Regions from separate parts of the Homo sapiens genome. Here region 1 is linked to region 2. A link is an interaction called in ENCODE POLR2A ChIA-PET data of the cell type or tissue named here. Cell type or tissue: OCI-LY7. All regions are shown on one strand. Links, peaks and the distances in the headings refer to the core of each region. The heading gives the core; the rest is flanking DNA.

Evidence for each region. Peaks named below come from ENCODE experiments on the same cell type or tissue, not always from the same donor. Only the 100,000 strongest peaks of a DNase experiment are listed, where the experiment ranks them.
Region 1: POLR2A ChIA-PET joins it to region 2 with 5 read pairs; 2 of 35 experiments call an interaction of 5 or more read pairs at or near these places.

The regions. Positions count from the first base shown.
Region 1 is chr7:16,647,378-16,659,048 of GRCh38, forward strand. The region is part of intron 1 of BZW2 (basic leucine zipper and W2 domains 2); the gene reads left to right. Among named protein-coding and RNA genes, the nearest start is that of BZW2, 7.0 kb to the left of the region's middle. RefSeq lists enhancers at 978-1,489, 10,375-10,958. In OCI-LY7, for the core only: no CTCF peak of the experiment used is centred there; no DNase peak of the experiment used is centred there; H3K4me3 peaks cover 399 bases.
Region 2 is chr7:18,514,168-18,525,838 of GRCh38, forward strand. The region is part of intron 2 of HDAC9 (histone deacetylase 9); the gene reads left to right. Among named protein-coding and RNA genes, the nearest start is that of HDAC9, 24 kb to the left of the region's middle. RefSeq lists a silencer at 8,000-8,079. In OCI-LY7, for the core only: no CTCF peak of the experiment used is centred there; DNase peaks (open chromatin) are centred at 4,534, 6,404, 7,234, 7,954 and 2 weaker places; H3K4me3 peaks cover 6,195 bases; H3K27ac peaks cover 7,879 bases.

The DNA.
Region 1 (11,671 bases), core at 1,173-9,172, 1.9 Mb before region 2:
ACGAAAAGCGAAATGCATTTTCCTCTGGCCTTAGGCATTTATTTTGCGTGAAGCTTTCACTAACATCTGAAATCTCCTGGAATATGTTTATCATTATTTCCTGCCTTTAGCAAAAATCTTTCCTAAACTCCAGCTGTTTTTCCCCCCTAAAGCTTCAGCATTAAAGACTGGGACAGATCTGAGCCAGAACATCTTACATGAAAATGGTTTGAAATTATTCATCTCAGTGTATAACAAAGATACTTTTGTTGGATGATGCTTTAATAATGATGTGGCTGTTCAAGCAAGTAGTAAGGCTCCTGAGAGTGACCAATCTTTTGTAATGCTGTTAGTTCAGAGTTACAATTGATTTATAACATAGTATCATGCGGAAGAAACCCACAAACCTAAAAAAACAGTTGAGTGGTAACCTCCTGGAACATGTGATTTAGCATCTTACCAGCAGATGCATACACATAATTGGGTACTTCATTGCTAGTATTTCCATCTCTTGTGCCAAATCTGGGCCATGGTTACTTGAAGGTCACACCTGTTTGTCTCACTGGGGTTGTCAGTTCCTCGAGGATAGCAGCTTACTATCTATTTTCTTGATGCCTTATGACACTTGGTTGGTATTTAGTGCTCTCTGAATACATGACCAGTGAATTTAGAGACAATAACGTTGAAAGAGAATCTAACATCTACCTAGAAATGCAAATAAATCATGTTCAGTTTACATTTCTAGAAACAGATTCATAATGGGTACTGTTCATTAGATGGATTGATTACATTAGTAGTTTTGTATGGTGTAAATATTTAATGTAGGGATAAGATTAGATAATGAGCATATTAAAACAGATTCACATCAAAGAAGTTTTATTGATAATAAGATAGCTACTTCATATTGAGTATTTAGTCTGTGCTAGATATTCTACCAGATGCTTTGCATAGAATTATTCTAGTGTTATGACAACCCAGGAATGAGCCAATATTATACCCACTTTGCAAATAAGAGGACAGAAAGTAAGGGAAATAATTTGCCCACAATCCCATATTAGGAAGTGTCAAGTCAGAATTGGAATAATGATTTCTGAAATGTTTGAAATGTTGTATGTGTCCTCTCATATCTACCACTCTAGAGCTATTGCAATGCATCTTAAGTAGCCTGCTTCTCTCTCACCTGTCTCCATCTAGCTAATTCAGGGAACTACCAGTTCAATAAACATTGAGCACCCATCATTCTTTGAATGGCTCTCTGCTGGCCACAGAATAGAGGGCTGGGTCTGGCCTGGAAGGTTCCAATCCATCCATGGTCTCAGCAGGCATTTCCAGTCATCTGGGCCCTCCCACACACTGGGCTCTAAGGTCACCACTCTGCTTGTTCCCCAACCTGCCGGTAATTTCCACCCCTTTGTTCCTGCTTTTCTCCTCCTCTGAATGATTTCCCTTCCCTTTTCACTGAATCTCCTCTCCAGATCTGATGAACTATTCAACTTTCCAGACACAATTTAAACAAAACCTCTTTTCTTCAGCTTTTGTGTTCATCTCTCCCTCTCTATCCAGTAAGGGAAATATACATGCTAGTAAATACATTTATTCATGTCTCTTGGCAAGGGTTATAAGTAAAATCTTTGTACATGGAGGATATTGATATGCAACATGGCTACTGGTATCATTGCTGGCAGCCTTTAATTCTCTCTTCTTATGGATTCTAGCGACCCCTCTTTTACCGCCCCCCTAAATTGACATCATTGCTTCTTCATCTGAATCTCCATGAAAATACCTAAAACAAGCACTTTCTCATCGCATTCTATTATAGTTATTATTAATCTGTTTGGTCCCTTCTCATTCTACAGTATACATTAACTAGGTCAAATTTATCTTTGTTTCTCAGGTTTAACCCAGTGTCTTGCACCTAGTGTATGCTCAGTACAAGCTGAGTTGAATTCAGTTTGATTTCTAAGTTATTTTAGGTGGATTTGTTTTCCTACTTGACTAATCCTTCCTGGCAATGTGAGGTGAGGTGGCACTAAGCACGCACAATCATAACCAGAGGCAGAAAGTCTTTAAATGTTTTGGATCTCAAGCTTCTTGACATTCTGATGAATGCTATCAACCAAGAAAAATTGTTCTTGTGCACATGTTACAAATTTGGCATGCCATTCTTAGATTTCCCCATTAAAGACCCTGATTTCCAGCTCTCTACATTAGGAGAATGCTGCCTTTTTGTTGCATTTTTGAGTATTACATCTTTCAGGGTACTGTTTGTCTTGACATTTGACTTTTTTTCCTTAGACTTAGGTATCTTTATTGACTGGATATTTGATAATAAGAAATTTTGATTTTTTTAAGTTGGAAGTAGATTACGGTTATATTTTTAAAAGATTACTTATCTTTTAGAGATAGGAACAGAATTATTTCAGAACTGGATGAGAAGACAGCTGAGATTTGCTTTAATATAATTCTGTGACAGAAAGGAAGAGAGACTGAATGAGAATATAAATGAGATAAAATTGACTATGTTAACAGTTGAAGATGGGTGATGAGTATATTCACTTGATTATACTGTTCTCTCTACTTTTGGATATATTTGAGATTTTCCATAATGAAGTTTTTAAAAAGAAAATTTGGAAGTATTACAGCCTCTAAGAAATCTTTTTTTTTTAAACACAACATAAGAAAGTAATATAAATACAAATGTTCTTTTTTCTATACTTGGAGTTTCGCTTATGTGATTATTCATTTAAGTGTTAAAACAGTTACACCTAAATCTGCAAAGAACTGTCTTGTGAACAATGCGTTTCCATAAACATTTGACATCACATTTTAACTTCTCCAAAAAGTAAAAGGTTGGTGGCATTACTCAGTGCTTGTAGAACAAATTGATGAATATCTTACTGGTAGTTAATCTTCATCTTTTTTGAAAAGAAAATTCTGAAGAAGGGGTACAGATACATTTAGTTTAACTGAGAAAATCAAGAGGTGAATGAAGTGGAGATACTGATGTTCTTCTGTGCGTCATAATCCAACTCAGAAGGCATTCCAAAAAAAAAGAGTACCAAAACTGTTTCGAGCAATGTCAGCACTGATAGGATAAGTATTAGTCTAGGAAAATCAGGAGCAGGCCCAGGACAGGGTGTGACTGGTAGGTTCTTACTCAGTGTTTGCTTAGCTGAATACTTAATCTGACACCTACTTTCTAATTTGTGCAATTTTTTAAACTGATTTTTTGATCTTTACAATTTTTTATTGTGTTTTAGATATATTAAATGTCCTTTATAACATGTCATCCTAGACTTTGGGATTTTACAAGAATATTTAATTAATATGAAATCCACCAATCTTAGCAGGTCATAAACAAGAATACTTTTCATTCTTAACTCACTCATTTCTGTGTATTGAGGCCATGGCGCTCTTTAGCAAGTATCTTTTGGGCAGTTAGGTGCCGAGTGGAATGATTTGCCCCGTTCTAAATTTGGCGTGTATTAAGTGAAGAGTGCCAAAATTGTTCAGGTAGTCATATTTGTAAACTATCTATTTTGAAAATAAAGATTTGAATAACTCATTGAATGAACCATTCTTTAAGGTTAAATGCCAAAAAGATAATGTTCTCATTATTCTTTCTTGATTTTTAGCAATAGGTGTTTCCATTGATGTTTTTTAAGTTTATTCAAAAATTAAAGGAAAAAAGTATAATGACAAAAAGAAAGAATAATGCCCTGTATTAATATTTAAGATAGTATAATCCTTTGGCTATCTTTAATTCCATTCTGAAAATATTAATATTTTAGTAGGAAAACAATAACTTAAGATGTAGAATTATTTTTTGTGTCAGATGTAGCATTATATTTTCTTTTTACATCTCAACTTATTTTTATGCTAGATGAGAACTTTAAAAAATATAACAGGTGTACTGTTATTTTTGAGGACTTCTAAATAAATCTCAAGAAAAGCCCTGGGGCAGAGATGAATAATAAGGGATAATAACGTTTAGCACTGTAGAGAATATATCATAAGCTACTATTGGATGATATTCTACTGTCATCCTTTTTATATATCCACACAGAAGACTTTAATGGTTTTCAAACTAACCTGGATTTATGGTCATTTCTAAGAAGAAAAAAGAAATGTTATATGTTTTTCTCAGTGAACAAGGTAATTGAATGGGACTATTATAAACAGGAAAGAGAACCCCTAGTTGTCGGTGCAGAGGAAACTGCTGGCTGGAGGAAAAGGATGCGGTGTTAGTATTTGGGAGTGTGAAGATTGTGTTTGTGTTAGAGTTGAGCTTCTGCAGGAAACAATTTAAAAACTGTATCCTATAGTGCTAGAAATTATGGTGCCATAAATTTTCTAATATTCGTATGTCCCTAAGAGGCAATATTGTTAAATTCTCTCTCTAAAGATAAATGCCTTTTCCCCCCCACCGCTTAATAGAACTCTATGGAGAACTCTTTGGTATTTTGGAAGTAACATATGCTAATTCAATTTATCCAAGTGCTGAACTCAACTTTAAATTAATATTTATGCGCTACTCCATCTTATTCCAAACTATAAAATTTATGAGGCAAATAATGAAAAAGCTGTCTTCGAGAATCATATAAATAATTCTCTAAGACATTGCAACAGCTTTAGTTGGCTCCTTGGAAAATGCACTGAGTGGAGACAGTGGATCAGGTTCTGGCCCCAACTCTTCCATGTACATAAGCTCCAGATGGGCAGGGATCGTTCTGCTTTGATCTCCACTGTCTTACCAATGCTAGAATGGAATTCCTGACCTCAGCCAAGTGGTTTGACATCTCAGTGCCTTATCTGAAGGTTAGCTTAGGGACTGGGCTTACATCCATGGTTTTCAAAGTATTCCATTCCGCGTGGATGCCACTTGTAAGTTACAAAGTAAAAAAACACGCACTTAATTATTAAAACGTTAATAAACACAACTGCATCTCGAATGCATCATATGTTGTCTTTAAACATACTGGAGACAATCAGTGCTTGCTAACTTGTTCTGCCCGATTGTGCAATACTTGGAACAAAGCTCCACCTGCTAGAAAGTGACCTCCATGAAATTTGCCTGATTTAGTGCTTGCTGCATCCCTATTGACTAGTACCAGACCTGGTATATTTGGCAAACAAATAAATGAATGATTCTCTGTAGGTTTAAACCTTTTTCTTTTGAGACGGAGTTTCGCTGTTGTTGCCCAGTCTGGAGTGCGATGGTGTGATCTCGGCTGACTGGCTGACTGTAACCTCTGTCTCCTGGGTTCAAGTGATTCTCCTGCCTCAGCCTACCGAGTAGCTGGGATTACAGGCGCCTGCCACCATGCCTGGCTAATTTTTGTATTTTTAGTACAGACGGGGTTTCACCATGTTGGCCAGGCTGGTTTCGAACACCTGACCTCAGGTGATTCGCCCGCCTTGGCTTCCCAAAGTGCTGGGATTACAGGCATGAGCCACCATACCTGGCTTAAACCTTTTTAAAATGTATGATTCAGAGAGCTTGTAGCTCTGTACTAGTTCTTTTTTATTTCCTTTAATTCAATTTTGTATGGTCCACTTCTGTAAAGTTGTGTTGGGGAATCCAGTCCCATGTCATCAGCGTGCCCTAGACTAGGCTTGGCATTTCTATCCAGTTCATGCTCTCATTATGTAATAAGCATGCATATGGAAAGTAACTTTGTGTGTGTGTGTGTGTGTGTGTAGCCCTTCAAATAAAGCTTCACCTGCTAGACAGGCTTGGGCAGGTCCCCTTCTGGGAGGATGGGAGTTTCTTGGTTGAGAGAACTAGTAAGTGAGCCAATATTTGGACTCATGCCCACCACCACCTTTGAGCTTCCTGAAGGTCCACTATTACGATTTTTAAGCAATTGCTCCAAAACAGAATTCTCTCACTGTCTACCAGTCTAGGCCTTACTTTTCTTTTTATTTCTTTTTTTTCTGAAGATTTTATTTTCCTCTTTTCCATGATTAAAAATCCTCTGAAGAGAGGCAAACACTTCAACACTCTTTTACTTTAATAACTTGTCTTCTGACTTCCCACTGGAGTAATAGTCACCAACACTCCCATCAGTTTTGTGTCTGTCTTAAACTAACTTGCTCTCTGGCATTGCCACTCCACTTCTTGCTGATTTTCATCTCCTGGTTCTCCTCACCTCAGTTAGCAAGGCCAGTGTTGTGTGTGCTGTCCATAGCTCCTTTCCTCTAGGTGGAAAGTAAATCTCATATAAAATCATCTTTCTCCTCTACTATGTAAAGCTCAACATGTATTTAGGTATCTTCCAGTGAAAAAGCACTTTTCTGGAGGAAGGAACATTGGAGATGAGAATACTCATTAATAATAAATATTACTTTTGTCTTCAGTGGAGGTGAAAATCTCGAATGCATAGGCATTTTCTAAAAGGTTACATAGGATGATGTTAAAGGGTTTAAATTATTATCATCTCCATGGAGTGGGGCTAGGATATAAGGTCAAGAGTGAAAGATTGGGAAGAGCACTACCCTTCTGTACTGTGTTGGGGTTTTTTGTTTGTTTGATTTTGTTTTGTTTTTGCCATCAGTGTGTTATTACTTTAAAGTTTTAAATCACTAGTTAAAATAATATAGAGACTGGCTGGGCATGGTGACTCATGCCTGTAATCCCATCGCTTTGGGTGGCCAAGGTGGGCAGATCACTTGAGGCCAGGAGTTCGAGACCAGCCTGGCCAACATGGCAAAACCCCATCTCTACAAAAAAAAAAAAAAAAAAAAAAAAAAAATACAAAAATTAATTACTTGGGAGACTGAGGCACGAGAATCCAAGGGAGGCAGAGTTTGCAGTGAGCTGAGATTGTGCCACTACACTCCAGCCTGGGTGACAGAGTAAGACTCTGTCTCAAAAAGTAATAATAATAATATAGAGACCATCTTGCTTTTTTCTAAGCTTAAAATTATAATATTATTAACAAATTTCAAGGACATTTCCTTCTCTATAAGAGTTTCTGCTTTTCCTAAAGTGATGCAATGGAACAGATGACTTTTAAAATAAAGATTCAGAGAATATCACTGAATCAAGTTATATAACTCCAAGTCCAAATGCAAATCATTTTTAAATTGTATTTTAGCATAATATGAGAAAAGATGGTAGAATTTAATTTTAATTTTTTTCTGTATATAACCCCCCCCCCCCAAAAAAAAACGGATGATATTTATTTATTTATGAGACGGAGTCTTGCTCTGTCAGCCAGGCTGTGATACAGTGGCATGATCTTGGCTCACTGCAACCTCTGCCTCCAGGGTTCAAGTGATTCTCATGCCTCAGCCTCCCAAGTAGCTGGGGTTACAGGCGTGCAACACCATGCCTGGCTAATTGTTTTTTTTTTTTTTAGTGGATACACGGTTTCACCATGTTGCCCAGGCTTGTCTCAAACTCCTGACCTCAGGTGATCCGCCTGCCTCAGCCTCCCAAAGTGCTGGGATTACAGGCATAAGCCACCGTGCCCAGCCTGTATACTATACTGTGTTTAAGTGTGAACAGTGGTCATTACTGAAAGTTAGACTGATAGATTTTTTCTAATTTTTCCTTAAATATTCTATAATATACATGATGAGCTGACCTTATAATCAGTGATTTTTAAAGGTTACCTCTCACTTTCAAATAAAGATGCTGTTGTTTCTCAGCTTAATCACCTACTTTTTTGCTTCTGTTCAGTATTTTGTCATAAAAACCTGGTTGGACACACCAGATAGCTTCAAAGTGGCCACCTACTTTTTTCAATGGATTAGACTCTGAATGATCTCTGGCGACTTTCTAAAATTAAATCCTCTATCAAACAAGGAAATTTCTCATCATTGAGTATAGTCAAAAGAATGATCTGTAGACTCCAGAGGAAATTCTAAAAAAAGTTTCATAAATCTATTAATTAAAAGGGGTTTTGTTTAATGGAAGCATTATTAGTTCATAGTTTTTCTTTATTGAAGGAAGAAATTACTTTGATGGGTAAATGCTGGAAAATGTTTTTTTAAATTACTTAAGTTACTATGTAACATTTTTGTTTTTAACTGACATATAGTAATTTTTCATATGTGGGGTACAGTGTGGTGTTTCCATATACATATACATTGTGTAATAATTAAATCAGGGTGATTAGCATATTCATTACATTGAACACTCATCATTTCTTTCTGGTAAGAACAATCAAAATCCTTTCTTCTAGCTCTTTTGTAGTATATGATACATTATTGTTAACTATAATAACTCTATTGTGCAATAGAACACTAGAGCTTATTCTTCCTAACTGTAACTCTGTACCTGTTCACCAATCTTTCCCCATCCCCACCTCACTCCTATTCTCCTGTCTCCAGGAAACTACTATTCTACTCTCTACTTCTGTGATACCAACTTTTTTAGATTCTACATGAGTGAGATCATATGATATTTGCCTCCCAAAGTGCTGGGATTACAGATCGGAGCCACCATGCCATGCCCTAAAATACATATGGCTTCCTGTGTTTGCCATTGCTCCAGGGTTCTATGTGTACATAATCAGTTTTATTTCTTAATCATTTGAGAGTAGGTTGCATACACTTTCTGCCTTTATCTCTTATTTCTTCAGTATTTATTCTGTAAAAATAAGATACTTTTCTTACAGAACCACAGTGCAAAAAAAAATTCAGTAAATTTTAACATAGATACCATAATTTTATCTTTATACTCCAACTTCTTAGGTTGTCTCAATAGTCATATATATGTGTGTGTGTGTGTATGTATATATACATATATATGTGTGTATATATATAAATGACTATATATATATATACATAAATATTTTTTCCCAGTACAGCATTCAGTCCAGGAATGTGTATTGCATTTAGCAATGCACCTTTAATTCTCCTGGAACAGTTCTTCAACCTTTGTTTTGGAAAGACGTTATCATTGATGAAGAATACAGACCAGTTACTTTGGAGAATGTCCCTAGATATACATCTGTTTCCTCATGATTAGCTATTCAGGTCATGTGTTTTTGTCTGGGGTACCACATGAGCAATATGTCCTTCTAAGTGTAAAACATCTGGAGTTGTAGTGATTGTATGTTGTCCTTTGGTTAAGGTATGGTCTTGTTTTTCCAATATGTAGTTATATTTTTAAAAAAATTTATGTGAAGATGCTTGGAGGCTATGTAAGTATCCTGTTGATCATCAAGCACTCCCCAGCGCGCGCGCGCACACACACACACACACACACACACACACACACACACACACAAGTAGGTTTAGCATACATTGATTACTCTTGCATGAATCAGTTTTTTATTTAATTGTTGCAAAATGGTGATTTTCTAATTCAATGTTTCATTCTCTGTTTATTAGTTGACATTCTACTGAAGGAAAATCTTTCACTTACTTCCCTTTCCTTGTGTACTGAAAAATTTGTTTTCTTTAAAATGAAGCTAAAAGTTATGAGCATGGACCTATGGGTTTGTATTTTTTTGAATGGGTTATTAGCTATTATCCTTAGTTATTTGGGTCCTCAAATTGCCCTGGGCTAGGCCAGTGGAATTGTCCTCAAGATGGCTCTTATGTTGTTTTGATCTAGCTTGATTTTTTTTTAGACACTTTTGAATTTGCCAACACAAGACATCCCAGGATCATAGTGAATCTCCCCTGCTCCAGCCTTGGAGTCAGCCATTTATCCAAGAAACTTTGGTTTCTCTCAGTAGGGAATGATAGTTAGATCCTGTGGCACATATCTTTTTATGCAAAAATGTTATTATTGCTCGTGACTCTTTGAGAATTGGTTTGAACTTCAAAAGAGGTTAAAACGTTTTCACTTAAGTATATACAATTTTCTAATTATAGAAAGGATATGCATTTATTTTACAGAAAATATAGACAAGTATAGGTAAGAAGAATAAGAGGTGCCTTGAACCCACTACTCATGTTGACCACCATTGGACGTAAATGTATTTTACATAGCCAAGATCACATCATGTATATAGAATATTGCATTTTGCTGTATCTACATAGCATGTCATTGTTTTCTCAAAGTCATAGAAATTAACATTTTTAAGTCACACATTGTATATTAAAATTTCTCTTTTCTTTCTTGTTTTTGTTTCCATTGATGCAATATCCTAAAGTAGAAAAAGTTTGTCTGCTGGTGTTGAGCTTCTTTTTCTGCTCTCTTTAAAACCCATATTCTTGCCTATCCTCTGCCCTTCCACTAAATTGCATAAGATGTAAAATTACCAATTTCAGAAATAAATTGTTAGTATCAGAGACTGGGAAACATGTATTTTGTACATTCTAACTGTACTTTTGGTTTGAGATATGACTATCTAGTGATAAACTTTTTTTTTTCTAAAATTTGACACCAGTATTTGGCAAATACGAGTAAGTAGTTCAATAAAATATGTGCTTAGTTGCCACTGGTATGTTCAGATCTGGGTGCAAAATTTTCAGCCCTTGAGAGCAGGGACCACCTCTGGCTTTGCTCACCATTGTTTCCTCTCTACAGTAGGGTTTCTCAACCTCAGCACTTCACTGACATTTCAGACCTAAGGGTCTTAACGTATCGAGAGCAGAAGTTTTAGGGCATTTTGTTAAAGTACCCTGAAACATTATATTTGAGGGACGGGTTTTCTAAAAGCCAAAGTATGCTACAATGTGGGTAGTGTATATGTGTTTGTGTCTTCAGAGTGTTGAAAGACCTAAGAATGACATCAGTAAAATTAGACCATCTGGAAGATTGAATGAGCTGGCTAGCCCTTGGGGGAAGGGCAGGGCCTGGGAGATAACCCATCTGGGGAAAGTGCAAGGGCCCAGAGGAAGGAATGCACATGCCTTAAGGGACCTCTTAGAAAAGTAGAATTGCAGTAACTAGAGACCAGGAAGTGATTCCTAGAATGAAAGGATTTTAGGAATTAATTTATACTTCTTAAAAGTTTTTGAAAATAGCTTCACTGAGATAAAGTAAGTGACATTGTGTAGTTGCCTTAATTTGTTTCTACATGGATATTTAAAATGTAATTTTTGTAATATTTTTATTTTTATTTAAAAGGAAATTTTAAAAACAAGCATTCAAGCATTTACAACTTAGGTCTTCTAATTAGTTTAAGGTGTAAAGTAGTTTTGGAAGTATTATAATAAAATGAAAACTTTCTCATGGTGCCTTTATGTTTTCTGAAAGGAGATTTGCATTAACAGCTCTAAGGGAAAAATAAGGTCAAATGCTCTTTTTTCTAATATAAAAATATTGCTGTCGGCCAGGCGCAGTGGCTTATGCCTGTAATCCCAGCACTTTGGGAGGCCGGGGTGGGCAGATCATGAGGTCAGGAGATTGAGATCAGCCTGTCCAACATAGTGAAACCCCGTCTGTACTAAAAATACAAAAATTAGCCGGGCATGGTGGCGTGCAACTGTAATCCCAGCTACTTGGGAGGCTGAGGCAGGAGAATCACTTGAACCCAGGAGGTGGAGGTTGTAGTGAGCCAAGATCGCACCACTGCACTCCAGCCTGGGCAACAGAGCAAGAATCCGTCTCAGAAAAATGTATATATATATATATATTTATATGTTGCTGTCATTTCCCTATTCCTTTCATTCTTATCCTGAATAATATAAAAGAATAAAAATAACTTAAAAAAAAAAAGCATTAAACAGGATCAGGTGAGGAATCCCAGCAATTTGGGAGGCTGAGGCAGGAGGACTGCTTGAG
Region 2 (11,671 bases), core at 2,016-10,015:
ATATACAATGTATGTATTACAACTGTAATTGAACTATTTCATATTTTTCTCTGTAGCAAGTTATGTCATTCTTCTAATAGAAGTAGAAAGAAATAGATGGAAAATTTGACTATATGCCAAATTTCTTATAGCTTAGAACTATTTATTACCATCTTAGTAATGAAGATTATTATTTGATTGTTTATCAGAAATATAAAGTTGTATCGTTAGTGTTCATGTTTTTCTTCCAATCTCTTTGCCCAGTGACTACATTTGAATTTTCTAGGTCAATTTAAAATTGTATTTCACTTTTAAAAATTCGGACTTATTTTGGGCTAAAATAGAAATTTCAGTTAAGCACAATAACAGAGATGATTGTAAAAATGCAGAAATTCCAGTTAAATATTAACACTTAATATAATTAATTGCTGCAGGTCAGCTGCTTAATAAGTAAATAATTGTTTCCAGCTATCTTTTTTCCCCAGTTTATTTTAATCAAAATAATTTTCTTGGCTGTGTGCTGTGGCCCATGCCTATAAACCTCAGGATTTGGAAGGCTAAGGTGGGAGGATAGCTTGAGGCCAGGAGTTTGAGACTATCCAGGGCAACATAGTGAGACCCTGTCTCTACAAAAATAAAAACGAAAAATAATTAGCTGGCTGTTGTGGTGTGTGCCTGTAGTCCTAGCTACTCCGGAGGCTGAGGTGGGAGGGTTGCTTGAGTCCAGGAATTTGAGTTTGAAGTGAGCTATGATCATGCCGCTGCACTCTAGCCTGGATGACACATAAGACCCTGTCTCTAAAGATAATAAGAAAATAATAACAATAAAAATAATTTTCTTCGTTAAACTAGTATTTTGGGATAAGTACTACATAGTCCTTAGGAATTTTTATTCATAACTTTTTCTAAACTCCAGTTTATAGTCATATGGTTAAAATTTAAAAACAGAAAGAGAGATTATATTGGTTATTGGTTCTAAAGTCATATTTTATTGGGTTTTACACCTACTATGGTGATATTTAAATGATGCCAAAGCTACATGTTGCAATCAAGATAACAAGAGTATTTTTTCCTTCTTCCTCATTCCAATCTTTTGAAATGTAATGCATGGAAATTTTTCTTTCATATGTTAAGTGTATCTCATTGCTGAATATAGTGTGCCTCACTGAAGTATTCACTTCGTTGCCAAAAACACATCAGTCATTCACAAATATTCAGTATTCTGAGAATGAAATTTTTTTTTAGCTACTTGGGTAGTTGGTGAAAGCCAGTTTGCAAAGATTTCTAACTCCTACAGCGTTAGACATATTATGTGGAATCCAGGGCTAAGCAGCAGCTCCCAAAACATGAGGTAGAGTTCTAGATACATTGGACCCTTCAGGCCACAGTATCCTGGACCAAGATTTGTAGCCAGTTAACAGAATGGCAGTAAGCAGTCTTCTATTTTGTCAGTGAGATCAAAGAGCATTATAATTTTGGAGAACAAAGGGGGTTCCATCCCTGAGCACATTCATTAGCATTTAAAGGAAATAGTTATAAAATAAAAATACAATCCCTGAGTTAATTAAAACATGGAGTTTCAACATAAGCAAACCTAAGGCTTAGAAGATTGGTTGACATATAATAATTGCTTAATGAATATTCATGGGATAAGTGAATGAATGAATGGATTGAATATCATCCATTTACAGCAGCTGATATTTCAAGTGCACATGTGCGTTTGCACTTTAAATGTTCTAGGCTTTTTATCCTGGGTTTTCTAGGCATAAGATATATAAAGAATATATTTTAAAAGCCAATTTTTAATTTTAAAACTTAAAGGGAAGAAGAACTTCTTTTCATTCTTCATGATGCTTTTACTAAGGACACATTATTATTTTTATGAATATTAACTACGTCATACTTCAAATATGGAGGTTCTTCAGTCACACTTAAAATTTTTTGGGTTGTTTTCTTCAGACAAAAATGGCTTTGCAGCTGTGATTTTATACTCTTCATCCTGCCTGCGGGCCTCTTTCTAGTAGGGCCACATTGTGTCATCCTAATTTATTATGTGCAGTATAGTTAGAGAATAAAACCTCAGATGGTTGGGCTTATTGCGTTGGTTTCTAAAATGAAATTTAAAAGACCTTTAAGAAGGATTTCCTCTGGGTAAATATATTCAGTTATGCTCATATCCATAGAAAATGTAATTTGGACAATAAAAGGCCAAAATCACTTGAGTCTTTGGTATGTTCTGGATAGCTGGTGTTTTTAGAGTTGTGATTTCCAGGAAGGAGGATGTCACCTTACCGCCCTAGTCAATATCCTATTTACTTAAGAACAGAAACAGGGAAAGGACAACTCAACCTTCCTCTCACCTCCTTCACATGAGAACCCCAGAGGATGTTCTGATGTGTGTCAAATTCACATTCTAGATAGTAATATATTAGGCTGGGTGCAGTGGTTCACGCCTGTAATCCCAGCACTTTGGGAGGCCGAGGTGGGTGGATCACCTGAGGTCAGGAGTTTTGAGAACAGCCTGGCCAACATGGCCAAACCCTGTCTCTACTAAAAGTACAAAACTTAGCCAGGCGTGGTGGTGTGTGCCTGTAGTCCCAGCTACTTGGGAGGCTGAGGCAGGAGAATCACTTGAACCCAGGAGGCAGAGGTTGCAGTAAGCCGAGATCGTGCCATTGCACTCCAGCCTGGGTGACAGAGTCAGACTCCATTTCAGAAAAAAAAAAAAAAAAAAAAAAAGATAGTAATACATTGAGCATCTGATCTGCCTTAGCTGAAAAATCAAACATCTGGCATAATGGTAAAAAATTATATAGAAAGATTACTTAAAAAGACATCTGATTTTAGGCTTCTTTTTCTGGCAACAACAACAACCACCACCATCACCCCAATTCAGCCAGCATTCTCTACATTTCTAATTTATGTTTAAATAAATATGAATATTTAGTCCAAGATAAATTTTTTGATCAAAACTGATGATCTCACACATTGACAGATTTACTTTCTGGTATTTAAAGACAAACATATTCAGAAAGGTTAAGCAGTGCAGGGCGTCATGTGCTTACAGGAATTGATATCTTTTAAGAGTCCGTCATTGTGACTGCCTCATTTCACGGCTTGCCACCTGACTCTGTTCTTACAAACGATAAAAGTTCAAATAATACATTATGAAAATGCGTTCTGAGGATGTTTTATTTACTTGCTACTTTCCACTTGTAGTTTCATGTCAAGTATGGTCCCTTACACCTGGTAAGAACTGAATACCATGTTTGGGAATGAACGAACTAAAGGATCAGCTTGTGTGATGCGAGAGCTGCCTGCATTATTTCCTCCCCTCCATTTCTCCTCTTTTACAGTCTAGAGTCTAGTATGGCTGCTCTCATAGTTCTTCTATACATTCATTCTAAAGAATTAGCTGTAATCTATTACACATCATATACCAACTTTGTTATTCTCTTGTCAGTCACATATCTTTTCTCAACACTGATTTGAACATTTGTCCATCTTTCAGAACACGATGTTGCAGGTAGAAGAGTACAAGTTAAGACAGGATGCCTTAATTAAAGAAGAGGCCTTTACTCCTGTTTTCTTCCATTCTCACCCCTCTGTTTCTGCCAGAATTGTGACAGCAGGGCAGAAAATGGGCTTTTCGTGCAGAGTTGACAAGATACAGGGTAGTGAAGACAAGAATCTTCTTTCACATGCTAAGAAACTCCTGACTATACTTCTGAAGTAGTAATTGGAATGACAGCTTTTCTGGCTGAAGTACAATTTTTTTGTTTTAAAAATACAAATGGTCCCTCTCATTTTCTATTCCCAGTTCTTTCACTCACATGCTCACACTTACAGTTATACAGTGTTCACACATACATTTTTCATTGTTTTCTCATTTGAAATAAAATGTTATGAGAAATTTTCACCATAAGCAAATAATCACTTATTTTATTTGTTTTAATTGAGCTTTTAAAAGGACATTATTTATTATTATTTCACACACTCGTGCATTTATTGATTTACTCTCTCCCACAGTGATTGATTTACCGGTATTTATCTTCTCCAACTAGACTGACTTCTAATGACTCATTTATTTGGGAACTTCTTCTATACGAATCAAAATCAAGAGTTTGAAGTAACCCAGAAAGAGACTTGGAGAGCCCAAGGGATCTGTGAATGAGCTTTAGGCAGTTTCTGAATCTAAGAAAATTGTCTGCAAACAAATATATTTGTGTACATATGCATTTTTGGGGAGAGACTGTCAATTCCATGTCTTAATACTCAAAGAAGTTTGTGTCCCTAGCAAACGTAAGTGATCAATTTTAGAAAGAGTGATAACAAATTTGATTATTTGGGTCTTCAGCCCAAGACTAAAAGGCATAGATTACAAGCAGGGGAGTTTACTAGATTTAGACTACCTAAAGACTTACCTAGAGCCACAGCACACAATAAAAAGCAAAAAGAAAACCAACCCATCTTCCAAATATAGAAAAGGTCGAGAAATTAATGCAAAAGCTTGTCCCACCTCCATTAAAGCCGACTGCTGTATTTAACTGGCCCTGAGGGAACCACAGTTTCACAATGCAGTTACGGAAAGGCCAGTAATAGCCCTGGCTGGCTCCTCCATGTCATAGATATCTTTAAAATCAGAGATGTATCTAACCCATTTTGGAAAGCATACCTTAAAACATTAAAGTGTTTTTGATATTTCAAGGAAAAGGCTTCCGACATGTGAAATGTTTATTTTCTAGATTCTCTTATTCCAAAATGAAATCAAACGTGTATGAAGCTGTGGGATGTGTCGTTTGCCCCTTGAAGCTATAGTGTGGTAGAAATTGAATCTTTATGTCCAGAAGCCCAGTGTCTGTATTATTAGTTTTGCAAACATCTGTGGGCTCTAAGTGATTGATAAATACTATGTATAGAATTAACCTAAAGTTTAGTTTGAAGACCCTACTTCATAGATCAATATGAAAATGATGCCAGCAAAAAATATAGTTTAGACATTGTGCCTTGGAAAAATATTTCTATTTATATTAATGAGCTTATGTGATGTCATCACAACTCATTCTAGGAAAGATCTAGGTCAGTGTAATCCTATCTAGAGAAAGTTAAAAAAGAATAATTGTTGACTTGGTATTCTTCGTAGTCAGAAACAAATTAAATGACAAATTATGACACTATTTTTTATTACATGACAGACAAATAAAAAGTTACCATATATTAAATGCTCAAGAGGTTAATATCTATAAAGCAGAAATATAAACTGTAAATCAGTAAGAAATACCAGTAACTCAGTGGATAAATAATCAAAGGCTATGAATAAGACATTTACAAAGGAATAACCAAAAATAGGCAGTAAGTATCCGAGAAGATGATCAATCTTTGTCATGATTAACACATCAATGAGGTGCCATTTTTGTCAACATTATGGGAGTAAAAATAAATGACTAGATAATGCTTAGTGTTGATTGTGGTTTGGAGGAAAGGGGTGTTGTCATGTATTAGTGGAAGAGCACACTGTTCAAATTTTGGAGCAGCATAAATTGGCAGTACTATAAAAATTAAAAATCTACACACCCAACAATCTAGTAATTCCACTTAATTGGTATACAGAAATACTTGCACAAATTCACAATAATTTATGTACCAGGATATTTATCAGCAGTTTTATTTATAATAATGGAAAACTGAGGGCAATCTAACTATAAGTCAATACATAATCCATACTCTGAAATACAAGTCATTAAAGTTATTAAGTAATGTCTGAAGATATTAACATAGAAGGATGAGCTCAATATATTAATGAATGCAAAAAAATGTAGAATGGTATACAGTACATATAGCATAGTAAGCTCAACTAATGGATTCATGGTACTTGTTTCCATTATTTTATTGTTGTAGTAGGAGCAGAAAAGTAGTAAAAGTATTTTAACCCAAAGAAAAAAAATGCTAGCATGAAAATCACAGTTCAATAAAGTGTTTTTATATCAGTATGTTTATTAATAATTAAAAGTATTAATAAGTTTACTTCAGGAATAAGATTAATTTACGTATCTGTGAGAAACTTCGTGATATACATCAAAATATTAAAGTAATCATGCTATATTTTTCTTTTCATTCTGAAGACCACCTCTTGCAGGTAACTTTTTCTATTTTATTATACTGTCCTATTCTCCTTTCTTTACTTAGTTATATATCACAACTATAGAAGAAATAGGTTACCTGTTACTTGCAGAAATGTCACTCACTATTAATATTACTTTGCAACACAGAAAATTTTTCTGAATAATTAGAGGCAACTAAGCAAGCCTAAATGGAGTTGGTTAATTAAGTTATAAAATTCTAAGGGAGTATGATGAACCATGTAGACATATGAGCTTTCTGTTCTGCTTTTTTATCAAATGTTTCTGGCACCTGGGTTTTCTCAACTGCCCTTCTGTTGAATATGATTTTCGAATTGATGTAATGAAGAGTGGTGCTCTCTGGACAAGTAAGCTGTTCATTTGTAGAATAATAATATGTCAACACATATTTTCCAAAATAACAGTCCTACTACCGTAAATGTCTTGGAAACAGTTACCTGACACCCAGAGAGTAAGTACAACTAGCCTAGAGCCTTGGTCTGACACCAAGCAAGAGGGTTTATGAAAGAAGATAGCCCAGAAAGCTGGAGCCCTGCTCTGCTGTGTCGACATGTCTACAGCTCAGAATAAAATTGAGTTTCCTGCTTTAGCCATAGCTGGGTCTTAAAATAACCTGAAGAAATTATAGTTCTGATTACATAGAAAGTGAAGGACTTAGAACATTCTCCTAATAAAGCCATGAGAATGACACAAAGCTTAGTCATCGGCAGTCCTCCTCTAACAGGCGTTTTAGAGAGAAAAATAGAGGTTTGAAATTGGATAATTTGATTTGAAATCTTGCCTAATTATTTTAAGAATGCAGAAAACCTTTCTTTTTTGGCCAAAAAAATAATGATCTGGAATCCAATTAGGAAAGAACAGGCTTTTAAAATGTTTGATATCTCCAGTAATGGAGAAAAATCATGTCTTTAAAATTACATTCTGCTACAAACCTCATTCTTGGATGTCTTGCTTTTTGCATTTTGAATGGACAAATTTAATGTAATTTCCTTTTGGAAACATGGCATTGGAAAAGTTAGATGAGATGTTTAATTTTATGTTGGATCCTATCTACCAGGGTACAGATTTTTAAGAAGAAAAACACTTCTTGTTTCGTTTTATTTCCCAAGGGAGATATCTCACTTAACCAGATGCCTTGCGATTTGTCACAATATAGATCATTTACACAGAATTTGTGTCCAGTCGTCCATCTATTTGATTTGCACACCATGAATAAAATAAGCAAAATGGATAAAGCTTCTAATACTCCCAATTAAAAAATTGCTATCTATTTTTTCACCATTAATATGCTATCCCAAATGGCATTTATCACCATACTGTCTCACCATATTTATTCGTATGCTGTTGTTTTCTCAAGATACGTTCAATTCAGATTATGTTTGACTTGCAGCCATATCAATAATATGACTAATAATAAACAACAGTCTAGGATTTCCAGTTTTTAGAAAAACGATAATAAATTTGAAGTGAACCTATATTCAGATTTACATTTTACTTAGTATTGTTTTTAAAAAAACATTCAATTAATATTCTGAAATGATTCCATTTATTTTTACTACAAAGTTAGCTGGACCTTTACAGCATTTTAGAGTTTTACACGAGGTTTAGATTTGACTAAGCCTTAGTACGATGTCTGGAAACAGGAGGTTGAATGAACATTTGTTGAAAGGAAAAATCAGTTATTGAAATATTGTGTCTTCTGTTATCATTCTTGAGAAATGGTGGTGAGACAACTTAGTAGAAGTGACTAACAACTACATATATACAGAAGACAGGATGTAAGTCTCCAAGGTAATCAAGACCAACAGGAGGATGTTAGACCAAAATTAACACCGCGAGAAATGTGTTATGCATATATTACAGCCCACGTGTGAAAATCTGTTCATTTATAGAGAGATTGCTTCTCTGTGAATGGCTAAGTTGGCTCCACTAAGTACAAAAAAGCACTTAGGGCCATTCAGAACTAACAGCCACACACTCTGAAAGACTAAACCAAAAGATACCTGATTAGTAAGTGCTCTTTAGATGTGGGGATAGACGTTTTAACAAAGAAAGGACAGGGATGGAGAGGACTAAAGCTCCGTGCTGGGAAACTCTTAAGGAGCCAGGGCCTCCCAACAATATGCTAAGAGTGCACCCCTAGCTGTCTGGCCACATTTTCATTTCTTGTCTCAATCCTGAGGATTAATCATGAATTCCAGTCCAGTTTCTTTCCAAGCATATAACTGGACATGACAGAGTATCTTAGCTTCTACATCATAAAGCTCAATTGTTAATACTGAAAAAAAAAAAGCAGGGTGGTTTTTTTAAAAAAAACAAAAAACAAAAAACAAAAAAAAAAACATCTAATGAGCAAACAAACCAAACATGCCTCTCTTATTTCTTGTCCTGTCTATTTTTTATTTAAGCGCTGTAGGTGAGGTAATTGAAATGGAGCCCATGATATGTCTTAAGAAGGATTAATAACATTCAGTGACCATTAAGTGCTATGAATTTTCAATGTATAATGTTTTATTTGTTTCTCCCAGGAATCCTCTTTGTAGGTGGTAAAAATCATTTAACAAGTGAGGAAACTGAGCTCAAAGAGGCTGAATAACTTTAATTAACAAGCATTTATGGATGTCCACTGTATTTAGGCCAAAGTAAATGATGTAGTGTCTTGCTTCCAAGAGCACATTGTCTAGAGTGGAGGAAAAAGGCAAAGTAAACATGAGAGAATAGGTGCTAAAACTAGACTTTGCAATATTGAGAAGGCCTGGGAAGCCTTTCAAAGGAAATAAATGAAGGGGAGTTCAGTGTTTTTGAAGATGGTTGGAGGACATGATCTATAATGTTGCCATGGCTGGAGATGACACTGCAAACCAGGCAGGAGACAGATGATTAAGGACCTTTAATTCCATGCAAAGCTAGTGACTTTGAACTTCTAAAGGATTTTAAGAAGAGCTGCATGATCAGAAATACTTCTTGGAAAAGTAACTTTAGCTGCTGTATAAAGGATGGGACACTCCTTAAAATGGGTTGTGTAATTATCACATAACCTCTAACTATTAACTAGAAGTGCCCAGCAAGGAATAGGGAGAGAATAGTAAGAGTGAACTGGAAGGACCAGAAAGAGATAAATTGGGAATTCATGCAAGAGGTAAAGGGACAAATTCAGAGTCTGAGATTTCCACATTCATAACTGGGTAGATGTGTTGCCATTATTCATTCATTAATTATTTTTTGAGTGTCTCTTATGTGCCAGACATTATCTTCGTGCCAAAATAGATGACAGAGCAAAACAACCTTATATATTTGCCCTTGTGGAATGTGAAATCTACACTGTTTGCACATGTATATGTGTGTGTGTGTTGGGAGACTGATAATAAATTATAAATGTACATAATTATGTAATTGGTTAGAAATGGTGCTGTTAGATGAACAAAAGGTAGGGCAGAGAAAGGTGGTTCATGAGTTGGGAGAGAAAGGTGCACCATCACATAGAGTAGTTAGAGTAGGTAATTTTTATGAAGGTAAGATTTTCAGCAAAGGATTGGAGAAGGATTGTTAAGGTGAGGAATTACACAAGAGACAGATGAGGAGATTTAAATGTAGACCCCGCCCTCCCCCACCTCCCCCTCCCCGCTCCGCCCTGCTTCCCATTGCTTGTCTTGCTATTCACCTGGACTGGCAGAATAAGCGTGGAGCTTGGTAGGTAACATTGATTGACTATCACAAAATGAAGTGTAGAGCAACACTGAGAGTAGGAAAACCTTACACTATGAAAACATAGAGGGGAAAGAAGCACTTCTTCATCTGGCTGGGTTAGCTATTCTCAGGATAGGTACTCAAGTATGGAAGGTATATAGAGATTGGGCCTTGGCATACATTCATATCTACACAGATAGCATCTATTTACCTGTGTAGTGAATGTGAGCATGATAATTCATGTAATTAACTGCCATATTTCTTGTAGGGACTGAAAGTTAACAACTTTGTATATTAATACTCTAAGAGAACTCTAACTATAGTCTCCAACAAGAATTGCAGGGATTTTAAACTCATAATTACTCCTCAGCTGTAAATTTCAGATGTGGGTTATTGCTTTTTCTCATTTAGGGGAGTGAAATTGCTTCAGCCATCGACTTTGTGATGAGGCCTGCAGTCAGCTGTAGTTGAGAGGGGTGCTCACTCTCTGCTATTATTAGTAGTTTGTCCACGTAAAGACAATCATACAACATGTACAAAAGTTGGATTCAGGATAGCAACATATTATGTTTTGTGGCTGCAAGATATTTAAATCTAACACCAATAGCATAACGTTTAAAAACAAAAATTTTATTGAAAATAAAGTTTATGTTTGGGGCAAAGGAAGATTAAGAGGATAGGAATATATATTTTCCCATTCTTAACTCTGTCTCTCTTCTAGGGATTGAGAGATACAGAGAGATTGAGAGAGTGAATTGGAGTGAGTGGATATGAGTTATATAGCACTGCCTAATGGATTATTACCTCCCAAACCCCTGAGTTGAAGAGTAGATGGAGAGCCTGTGTAAAAGATTTTGGGTAGACGATTTTGAAATAAAACTTAGTGACATACACACACACACACACACACACACACACACACACACACATTACAGATAAGTATATATATGGAAAAATATGTATACGCAAGGAAAATACTGCTGTTCTAAATGTAGTATAATGATTTTAATATACTACCCAAGAAATCTTATGAGACTTTAAAATCATTTTAAGATTTAATAATAGTAATGGATTTAATTTTTTTAGTATGCTATTCATTACAAACTAGAAAAATCCTAATAAATCAGTCTGAATCAGTAAAGCCTCATAGATTTCCATGCAATAATGTGTTTCCTCAGTTGCTTTTACAGGAAAATAATTACTAATTATTTGATAAATTTAATTTTGGAGCAAATGTGTTGACAGCTGAAAAAACATGTAATGACTTGGATAGAGACCAGATATAACACTAGAACAAATAATATTGGCGACTTAAAAAAATAGTAACTGATGAAAAAAATCTAATTGCGTTAAATATTTTAAAGTACCTAAAAATACCAAGGATTTTGTATCTTTTGTCCTTTTCTACTTGAAATTTCTTAATCATTTTGGTGATCATACAAGATAAATCTTTAAAATTACTGTGTGAGTATTCTTAAAATAAATATAATTCTTTGGTTAAACTATACTTCTCTAAATTACATGCAGTCTTAATAAAATAATTCCTATGGATGTTAATGTTCATTCTAAACAATTTTGCTCAATCCATATTTTTGTAAACTGCATTGCTTTGCTTTTTTTAAAAGCTACTGTTTATATAGTCCTAGTTCCCAGTTTTTCATATATACTGTATTGTGTCTTTAAAATTAGAAATGCTGCTGAAACATAGAATATATTAATCCTTGATGAAATGGGACCTCTCTTTGAGTATAGGACTGTTGCCTGTACAACTAAGTCTAGTCTTTCAGAACAGAATAGGATGCTGTATATCTGTTCCCTGGAACTTAGATCCTTTGGCCTTGGTTCTACCTGACTTTGAGAAATTA